2 separate regions of the Mus musculus genome follow, and region 2 is linked to region 1. Evidence: chromatin loops called from intact Hi-C (ENCODE). Cell type or tissue: left cerebral cortex. All regions are shown on one strand. Links, peaks and the distances in the headings refer to the core of each region. The heading gives the core; the rest is flanking DNA.

Region 1 (5,390 bases), core at 320-5,319:
TCCAGGGCCAAGAAGTGGGAGTAAGTGGGTAGGGGAGTGGGTGGGGGGAGGGTATGGGGGACTTTTGGGATAGCATTTGAAATGTAAATGAAGAAAATACCTAATTAAAAAAATTTGGAGGAAAAAAAACCACAATAGATTAAAAATAATTTAGCAAGGCTGAAGATTCATTCTCTGGTATTTGGAATTTAAAATGCAGTCCCAGGCTGGAGATATGGCTCAGGTGCTAAAGGCTAGGCTCATGACCAAAATAGATAGATGCAGTCTTTGTTTTTGGAATGATCGATCACTGGATGTTTGACACAGTCCATGCTTTTAACCAGATTTGAACAGAAGTGTGGCCACCAGGTAGAAGGAAATGACGTGTTTGGTTTCATGTGCCATATAATGACCAAAGTTCTGCCTTACCATGCAGTGCCAGGTGAGGCTGTATTTCATGTCAAATTTTTTCTTGATATAGACTGGAATATTCTTTTTTATGTCATACTGCTCCAATGCCTGAGTGGCTCACTCTACTGAGTCTTGTTGCTGATTGAAAACATTAAAAATTATGAATCTTTACTGAATATGTAAAGGATTCCTTTCTTATTATTGTCTAAAATTCAGCTTGACAGCTATGTAGCATGTACACTGTATTACAAATTATCACTTAGAGATATATCAAGCATGCAGAGTAGATGTAGGTCATCTGTAAATATAATATCATTCTATAAAACAGATGTGGACATGTAAAGATTTTGGTCTTCATGAAGATACTGGAACCTACTCTAAGTATAGAGAGACAACTATACATTATCATCCCCATAATTTAATATCATCACCCCTCATGGAGGCTAGACATGTGTTTTGTATGATATTTTGGAAAGCATTGGCTATTTACACATGAGTGAATGCATAAGGGGCCACTGGAACAAGAATTAAACCACTACAGTTTGTATTTGCCCATATCACTTATTTGATTTTAAATTAATTACTCTATGCCTCTGTATTTGAAAAATAGGAATAATAATGGTATCTACTTTACAGAGTAGTGTTGAAAATTAAATTAATTTATGTATATAAAGTACCCAAACAGCTTCTATAGAACATAGCAAGTATTTATTCAATGTTACTTACTTGAGTCATTGAGAAATAATGTATTTTATGAAAGATTAGAGAGAATTCTAGCTAATATAACATATAGCATTATTTATATTTTATACTTATATATTACATATAATTATATGTTATGTATAACACATACAATATCTAGTTCTTATATATTATATTTTGAATTATAATATTGATTATATAATATAATATTAAATGTATGATATGTGGTATATAATGTATTATATTTTATTAATTACAAATATATTTGTCATTCCTAGAACTGTTACTATAAAATATCACATATCATATAAAAATGTGAGTTATAAGACATTATGTATATTTCTTAGATTTGTTATTCAGAATGAATTTTATGCCTATACCATTTTGTATTTTAATGTTTTATATTTTTAAAAGCCAAATAAGACCAATCTAGAAAAGATTTTTGTACATTAATATTGCTTTAACATGCTAACTATGCCCAATCCTTGTTTATAGTGTTTGTAAATGCTACTTAACAGTGACAATTGGTCCACATGGTTTACTATTGCTATCTGTGTTGCACTAGTGAGAGATAGCCAGGTAGATAGATAGGTAGGTAGGTAGATAGATAGACAAAATAAATATGGAACTAGAAAATATCATCATAAGTGAGGTAACTCAGATCCAGAAGGACATGCATGGTATGTACTCACTAATAAGTGAATATTAGCCAAAAAAAGTAAAGACTACCCAGGATACAATCCACAGGACTCAAGAAGGTTAATAAGCCAAAGGGCCCTAGTGAGGATGCTTCAATCCTATTTGGGAGGGGGAAGTAAGCAGTCACTGGGGGCAGGGTTGGGAGGACAGAAGGAGGAACAAGGGAGGAAGAGGAAAAAGGGGGAACAAGATCGGGTATTGGGAGGGGAAATATGAGTGAAGCCCTGAGGATTAGCATTATGAACGGGAACAGGTAACCTTGGGAGGTGTGTGTGTGTGTGTGTGTGTGTGTGTGTGTGTGTGTAGCCTCTAGAATGTGCCAGAGATCTGGGAGATGAGAGACTCTCAGGACTCAAAGGGAGGGACCTTAGATGAAATGCCCAATGGTAGGGAGAGGGAACTTGTAGAGTCCATCTCCAGTAGAAAGACAGGGCATCAAGTAGAGGGATGGGGTTGCCATCCCATGGTCAAAAACTCTGACCCAGAATTGTTCCTGTCTAAAAGAACTGCAGGGACAAAAGTGGAGAAGAGACTGAGGGAACGGAGGTTCAGTGACCAACCCAAATTGGGATCCATCTCAAGGAGAGGTTCCAAGGCCTGACACTATTACTGATGCTATGGTATCTTACAGACAGGAGCCTAACATGACTGCCCTTCAAGAGGCCCAACAGATTGAGACAGATGCAGATACACCCAATAAATGCACTGAAATCAGAGGAAAGCCTGGAAGAAGTTGTGGAGGAGGGTGACCCCATAGGAAGACCAGCAGTCTCAAGTTACCTGGACCCCTGAGAGCTATCAGACACTGAGCCACCAACTAGGTAGCATACACTAGCTGGTACGAGACCCCCAACACATATACAGCAGAGGACTGTCTGGTCTAGCCTCAGTGAGAGAAGATGCACCTAACCCTGGACTTGAGACTCCAGGGCGTGGGGAGACCTGGCAGGGTGGGAGTGGGGATATCCTCTTGGAGATGGGGGTGGTGGTGGTAGTGGTGGGTGCAGGAGAGGAATGGGATGAGGAACTATCAGAGGGTGGACTGGGAGGGGGATAATGACTGAACTGTAAAAAAAAAAAAAAAAGATTAAAGATAATTAAAAAACAAAAATCTTCACACCGAATTTCAAGTGTTTGCTTCTTAGATTTTTATCAGAGTATTTATTCTACATAAACTAATTTAGCAAGTCAACTTTGTCATTTAGTCAATTTAACATGAATATGAAAGTGACTCACAGAATGACAGGAAGGTTTCTAGCATGACAAGTACATCACTCTTTAATAATAGCACATGAGTTTTGTTGCTCTTTGGAGCCATCTTCTGGTCAGTGGTGGATTACAGATAATGTAAGTTTTCCCCATGAATTTTTTTTTCCATTTTTTATTAGGTATTTAGCTCATTTACATTTCCAATGCTATACCAACAGTCCCCCATACCCACCCACCCCCACTCCCCTACCCACCCACTCCCCCTTTTTGGCCCTGGCGTTCCCCTGTTCTGGGGCATATAAAGTTTGCGTGTCCAATGGGCCTCTCTTTCCAGTGATGGCCGACTAGGCCATCTTTTGATACATATGCAGCTAGAGTCAAGAGCTCCGGGGTACTGGTTAGTTCCTAATGTTCCACCTATAGGGTTGCAGATCCCTTTAGCTCCTTGGCTACTTTCTCTAGCTCCTCCATTGGGAGCCCTGTGCTCTTTCCATTAGCTGACTGTGAGCATCCACTTCTGTGTTTGCTAGGCCCCGGCATAGTCTCACAAGAGACAGCTACATCTGGGTCCTTTCGATAAAAACTTGCTAGTGTATGCAATGGTGTCAGCGTTTGGATGCTGATTATGGGGTGGATCCCTGGATATGGCAGTCTCTACATGGACCATCCTTTCATCTCAGCTCCAAACTTTGTCTCTGTAACTCCTCCCAAGGGTGTTTTGTTCCCTCTTCTAAGGAGGGGCATAGTGTCCACACTTCAGTCTTCATTTTTCTTGAGTTTCATGTGTTTAGGAAATTGTATCTTATATCTTGGGTATCCTAGGTTTTGGGCTAATATCCACTTATCAGTGAGTACATATTGTGTGAGTTCCTTTGTGAATGTGTTACCTCACTCAGGATGATGCCCTCCAGGTCCATCCATTTGGCTAGGAATTTCATAAATTCATTCTTTTTAATAGCTGAGTAGTACTCCATTGTGTAGATGTACCACATAAAACCAGAGACACTGAAACTTATAGAGGAGAAAGTGGGGAAAAGCCTTGAAGATATGGGCACAGGGGAAAAATTCCTGAACAGAACAGCAATGGCTTGTGCTGTAAGATCGAGAATTGACAAATGGGACCTAATGAAACTCCAAAGTTTCTGCAAGGCAAAAGACACCGTCAATAAGACAAAAAGACCACCAACAGATTGGGAAAGGATCTTTACCTATCCTAAATCAGATAGGGGACTAATATCCAACATATATAAAGAACTCAAGAAGGTGGACTTCAGAAAATCAAATAACCCCATTAAAAAATGGGGCTCAGAACTGAACAAAGAATTCTCACCTGAGGAATACCGAATGGCAGAGAAGCACCTGAAAAAATGTTCAACATCCTTAATCATCAGGGAAATGCAAATCAAAACAACCCTGAGATTCCACCTCACACCAGTCAGAATGGCTAAGATCAAAAATTCAGGTGACAGCAGATGCTGGCGTGGATGTGGAGAAAGAGGAACACTCCTCCATTGTTGGTGGGATTGCAGGCTTGTACAACCACTCTGGAAATCCGTCTGGCGGTTCCTCAGAAAATTGGACATAGTACTACCGGAGGATCCAGCAATACCTCTCCTGGGCATATATCCAGAAGATGCCCCAACTGGTAAGAAGGACACATGCTCCACTATGTTCATAGCAGCCTTATTTATAATAGCCAGAAGCTGGAAAGAACCCAGATGCCCCTCAACAGAGGAATGGATACAGAAAATGTGGTACATCTACACAATGGAGTACTATTCCCCATGAATTTAAAGTTAAGCTTTTTGAACATCATGCACTCCCCATAAGGGGATAGCTAGAAATCAGTAGCCCAAATAATACCTAGAAGCAGTTTCTTCAAGAACAAAATAATGAGGGTCACTTAGAATGATGAAGAAGAGGGTCCTGGGTAGAAATGAGCATGTCCTCTATACTGCAGAATTATTTTAATTGTCTAACAGGTTTTTGTGTACTTCTTCCGGCTAATAGGATAGAAACACATACACATAAGCACACACATGCACTTTTAATAGCATGTACAAACTTAAGTGTATCTATATAGATCAACACCTTTCTTCTTTCAAACATTCATTACAAAAGAGAACTTCCTATCTGATCTCTTCCTATGGCAGCCTCATTACTATCTCTTTACAATAGCAGTGCTCTATTAGGTCAAGATGAACTCCTAGCTTTAAAGATCTCACCTGTATTCATCCTTATTATAACAACTGCCCTTTCTGTTCAGATGTGCATGTGACCACAGCTTGTCAAGGGACCCCCCCCCACACACACACCATTTTCATACTTTCAGATTTCTATCTTTGGGGCTGGAGAGATGGCTCTGTGGTTGAGAGCACTGACTGCTCTTG
Region 2 (5,390 bases), core at 269-5,268, 370 kb before region 1:
GAACAATTAAATCTAGAAATTGCATAAACAGAAGTTTGGCTGAGATACAAGTTATGAAAGAGCTTATTTTGTGTATCAGTCTCATTGCTCAATAGCCACAGGACAAGGTTCTCACTGTACTGCTCTGCTTATTTATCAAGACCTACTATGACTCCTGAATCTCACATCAACAGAATCCTAACAGTAGTTTCTGTGTCACATATAAGAAATAGGTGCACATATCACCTCCTCTGCTTATCTCCTTCCCTTGGGCACTTTCCCCAGACTACCTAGGAGGCAGTTGGAGACTCACTCTTGTTAGGGTTGGGTGGCCAGGATTTAGGTGTGGTCTGTTAGAGACTTGGAAATTCAAAAGCTTTCCCACAGAGTAGATAAGAGCTTAGGGAAAAGGGTATTTTGGCAAGATCAAAACATCCCAGAAGGCATTTGGCGTTTGCTCAGTGATTACAACACAGCAGACGTTTCTCTGAAAGGATGAGAGGCAACAATGAGTACCAGCTAAGGACCATTTCCAAGTCTCAGATCTGATTTTATATTTGACATTACACATAATCTTTCTTGTCTAACCCTTTGTTACTTTGAAGCTATACACAGGCTCTATCTCCAGAATAACTAGGATGTTCTGATTAGACTTTTTAAGTACTGCCTACTTGTCCATAACACTTAGTCCAGTATAATCCCACAGTCAAATAATCTGTTGGAATCTGGAACTGAAGAATAAGAGAGTAAGGAGATAGCTATGGTCGACAACTGAATAGCACAAATTGTTTGTGATGGCCAGATAATTGTCTCAAAAGCTGTGCATAACTCAATTACAACAATGAAACACAGAAACTGCATTAATGAAAGTTCTGTCACAACTTTCTTAAATATTGTTAAATATAGCCAGTCAAAAGTAACAATGTGGGCATCTGTTTTACAATGATCATCTAGGATACCTCGTCTTCTGTAGGAAAGTTTGCTTTTCAGCATCTCTCCCATCTGTTTATCACTGATGTCTCTACTAGTCTTTGGAATTCTCACATAGAGAAAAAAACGAACAAACAACAAAGCCACACAGCGAAAGATCTCCAGTGAGAACAGGAGACCTTGGGCTAATGCTTAGGGTGTGCTGCTGAGGTTGTCATGCTGGGGCCAATGCTTGCCGTAGGAGGGGAATCTGGTGGAGCTGCACAGGCTTCCGGGCTACACCTCGGCATGGGGTATAGCTGTTTGGAATAAAGACTGGAAGCTTCTGCTAAGATGTTTTCAGTCCAACAAGTGTCTTAGGGTGGTTATCTGGCGGGAAGGAAAGCTTAAGGGTGAAAGTGAAACAAAAGTCTATTGATACATTTGCTGTTGCCATTGCCCAAAGTAATAATAGATCTAATTCAGAGCGATGATACCGGTGGGAGGAGATGCACATGCTAAGTGTTCTGACTTCATCACAGTGAATTGTGCAATATTCAAAGTATTGCTCCATATCCAATAAATACATATGAATATTATGTGCCGAGCCTGTCTGTCTCTGTATGTGTGTGTGTGTGTGTGTATGTGTGTGTTTGTGTGTGTGTTAGGCCAGTGGACAATTTCAAGTGTCTTTCCTCAGGCATCAGCCATTTTTCTTTTTGTGACAGGGGATCTCACTGGCCTGGAGCTTACCAATGAGGCTAGACTGGCTGGACAGGCAGCTCCAGAATTTGCCTACCTCTTCAGTACTGAGATTGCAAGGCTGGGCCACCACAACTGCTTCTTTTCTTTCTTTTTTTTTTTTTTTTTTTTTTTTTTTCCCCAAAAGCATGGGTTCTGGGGATCAAATTCAAGTTCTTGTGCTTGCAAAGCAAGTGCTTTACCAACTCCAGTAAGTTGTCTTCTACACATGTACCATGGTAAGAAGAGAGAACACACACACACACACATATATATATGAACACAAAAATAAATAAAATATAATTTTTAAGTAAAAAATTTTAAAGTCAAGTAAACTATAGCCTGTGAGTTAAATCCAGCTACATACTTGCTTTGATAATAACATTTATAAGAATCACCCACATACTAAGAAGTAGCAAAGAGAGTTAGAAGCAGGCAATAATAATTGTTCCACAGATGCATGGAGAACATGGCCTTTATGCTATATGTTATTTTTATTATACCTGAATATTTTTCCAGCACGTGTGTGTGTTTTAGGCACTGAGGGTTAAACCTAGTGCCGCATCCATGCCAGGCAAGGACTCTGCCACTTCTTTACCTTCTTTTTAACTTTTATTGTGAGACAAGTTGTCCAAGTTGGTCTTGAAGTCACTCTGAGCTGTCCCCCAGGAGAACCTTGAATTTGTAATCTTCATGCCTCAGCCTCCCTAGTAGGATTATAGGTCTGCACCATTAGGTTTGTTTCTAAGAAAAATGTAATATAATATATGTATATGTCCATATATATTTACGTGCATATGTATGTATTACATATGTATCATATATTCTCTTACTTAAACCTAAAATTTTAAAATCTGGATATTTGAGAAGATTAGGAAATTACTTGGAGGTTCTATATGTGATAATGGTATTTATTATACTTTCGTAGGGCTGTTTCCTTTTTCAGAGTGGCATGGACAGATGTAAAAGAACTTACACAGCATTTGGAGTTGCTTTTAAATAACCAGTGGGTGTGGTAGAGGTAGAAACAACATGAGATTGACCACTCTGTGGAACTGTGGATGGTAGCGAGGGAGACTTGTGGGTCGCTGGGCCATGCTTGTTCTTACTGTATATGTTGAAATTTCCAATAATAAAAAGGTTTTAGAAGAACACTTTGGTTTTGTTTGCTTTTAAAGAAAACACCCCCATTGTTAAAGCTCAGGTTGGCTAAGTCTAGCAAATAGAACTGCCTGTGTGCTAACCTGAGATTTTGATTTTATCAGAAATAGAGACAGGGCCTATGACAGGAGCCCTGGCTATTAACAGCAGAAGCAGGGGGTGCAATGACTCAGGTCAGTGGGAAGGATGGGAGCTTTCTACGTGGCTCAGTGGGTGGAGTTGTGCAGCAACTTATCTCAGCAGTAACTGGAGGCAGCACTTCTAAGAGACACAGTGAGTAAGGCAGGAAATGAAACTATAAGGGAGACTCCCTAGAGGAAACAGCAAAACTTGAATTCCAGAAAGCTGGGGCTTTGGAAGCCAGAGAGGCGCAGCCCAGAGATCTTCAACCTGCAGAAATAACTCCTCAGGTCTATGGAGAAATTAAAGAGAAATAAACTAAAGCATTCAAGGGATAGCTTACTACTTGAATTACTAAAGGAACAGAGAACTAGTGGAAATTAATAGGAAGAAAGAATCAGGTTATTTGGATCTCAGCTTAACTGGAAGATCAAACAGAATCAGACTGTCATGAACTTATATTGTTCAACTCATCAAGTCTAAGTGAGTTAGTGTGTAGGTGGAGTTTGGCTGCTGTGAGTGTTTGTCTCTCACCTGTACTGTACTACCTCCAACTAGATCCCATCTGCTAAATTTCTTTTCTCTTTCTTTCTTTCTTTCTTTCTTTCTTTCTTTCTTTCTTTCTTTCTTTCTTTCTTTCTTCCTTCCTTCCTTCCTTCCTTTCTTTCTCTTTCTTCCTTCCTTTCTTTCTTTCTTTCTTTCTTCCTTTCTTTCTTTCTTTCTTTCTTTCTTTCTTTCTTTCTTTCTTTCTTTCTTTCTTTCTTTCTTTCTTCTAAATTTCTATTAATGGGCTAATCCACTGAATCCTCAGAAAATCACTTCCTCAAGGCCCCACCTCCAAATGTTGCTGCACTGGAGGACTAAGCCTTGAGCTAGGGACTATGAGCCTCTGGGAGACATCCCATGCCCAACTATAACAGTAAATCAGTTATCTTGATGGGTTCTTTCTACCATATATAACCAGACCAGAACATGCCATTGTGTTTTAGAAACAAAAACAATTACTATTTGTTTGTTTGTTCATTTCTTGAGACAGGTTTTCTTTATGTAGTCCTAGCTGCCCTAGAACTGGCTGTATAGATCAGGCTGTCTCTGCCTCCCAAGTGCTGGGATTAAAGGCATGTATCACCAGAAGCAATTTCTGTTGCATATTCTTAGTCACTCTACTCAAACACAGATATGATTTAGTATCTCTGTCAGAAATCTTTCCACAGATCCTATCACCAATTTTTTTTTTTTTTTTTTTTTTTTTTTTTTTTTTTTTTTTGGGATAAGAAGATGCTCATGACTTCTGTGCTGCGTACTTAGATTTTTCTGGTCACCATTCAGAGTCTAATGGCCCAGCTCATTCTTCTAAGCATCCTTCTAAGCTTTCTGACAGCTGGAGCTGTGTGAAGCCCTCCTGCTAGTCACCTGCTGTGTTAGCACCTTGTTTTAGTTAGGGTTTTACTGCTGTGAACAGATACCATGACCAAGGCAAGCCTTATAAAGGACAACATTTAATTGGGGCTGGCTTACAGGTTCAGAGGTTCAGTCCATTATCATCAATGTGGGAGCAGGGCAGCATCTAGGCAGGCATGGCACTGGAGGAGCTGAGAGTTCTACATCTTCATCTGAAGTCTGCTAGTGAAAGACTGACTTCCAGGCAGCTAGGGCGAGGGTCTTAAGCCCACACTCATAGTGACACACCTACTCCAACAAGTCCACATCTCTTAGTACCACTCCCTAGGCTAAGCATATACAAAACATCTCACACCCGCTTGTTTTCTAGGGTCCTGCATAGCTGCTGCCTTCTCTCTGACATAGTTTTCTGACTGCTTTCTCAGTAACTTGATTATTTTCTTCTGTACATTCCTGCTATTCCCTGAGCATATTTCTTTAAAAGCACCCATAAAATATGTTCCTTTATTTACTTGATTAAAAGGGTTTGGGGGGAAGTGGCTGGAGAGATGGCTCAGCAGTTAAGAGCCCTGACTGCTCTTCTAAAGGATGAGGGTTCGATTCCATGTGGTAACTCACAGCTGTCTTGTAACTCACCCTCACACAGACATACATGCAGGCAAAACGCCAATGCACATAAAAAACAAAACTAGATAAATTATTTTCTAAAAAGGGTTTTGGGAGGAGCTGATAATGAACTAGTTTCTGTATCAATAGTCTGTAACCATAGTTTAAGATTAAAGCAATTAAGACAAAACAGTATATGTATACATATATGTAGTCAAGGGGACATCCTTCCCCTTACTATTTGCACGATTTGATTATTGTTATTGTACTAAGTGAACTCCTTTGTGCATCAGGAAAAAGAATGAGATTTTTGTGTTTAAAAAAGAAAAAACCCCAGATGTGATGATAATTAATGCTATTATTGCTTGGGAAGAGGAAGCAGGATGACCAGAAGTTCAAAGCTATCTTCAGGTGAACAAGGACAGCCTGCATTGCATGAGGCACTATCTCAAAAAGAAAAGAAAAGAAAAAAA

Evidence for each region. Peaks named below come from ENCODE experiments on the same cell type or tissue, not always from the same donor. Only the 100,000 strongest peaks of a DNase experiment are listed, where the experiment ranks them.
Region 2: a loop joins it to region 1, with 4 times the contacts of the local background. A loop is called at or near these places in 3 of 42 quality-filtered maps.

What each region holds. Positions count from the first base shown.
Region 1 is chr11:21,450,827-21,456,216 of GRCm38, forward strand. No RefSeq gene overlaps it. Among named protein-coding and RNA genes, the nearest start is that of 4932414J04Rik, 58 kb to the right of the region's middle. In left cerebral cortex, for the core only: a CTCF peak has its summit at 3,105 (motif pointing left); a DNase peak (open chromatin) is centred at 3,098.
Region 2 is chr11:21,079,881-21,085,270 of GRCm38, forward strand. No RefSeq gene overlaps it. Among named protein-coding and RNA genes, the nearest start is that of Peli1, 8.7 kb to the right of the region's middle. In left cerebral cortex, for the core only: no CTCF peak of the experiment used is centred there; a DNase peak (open chromatin) is centred at 2,999.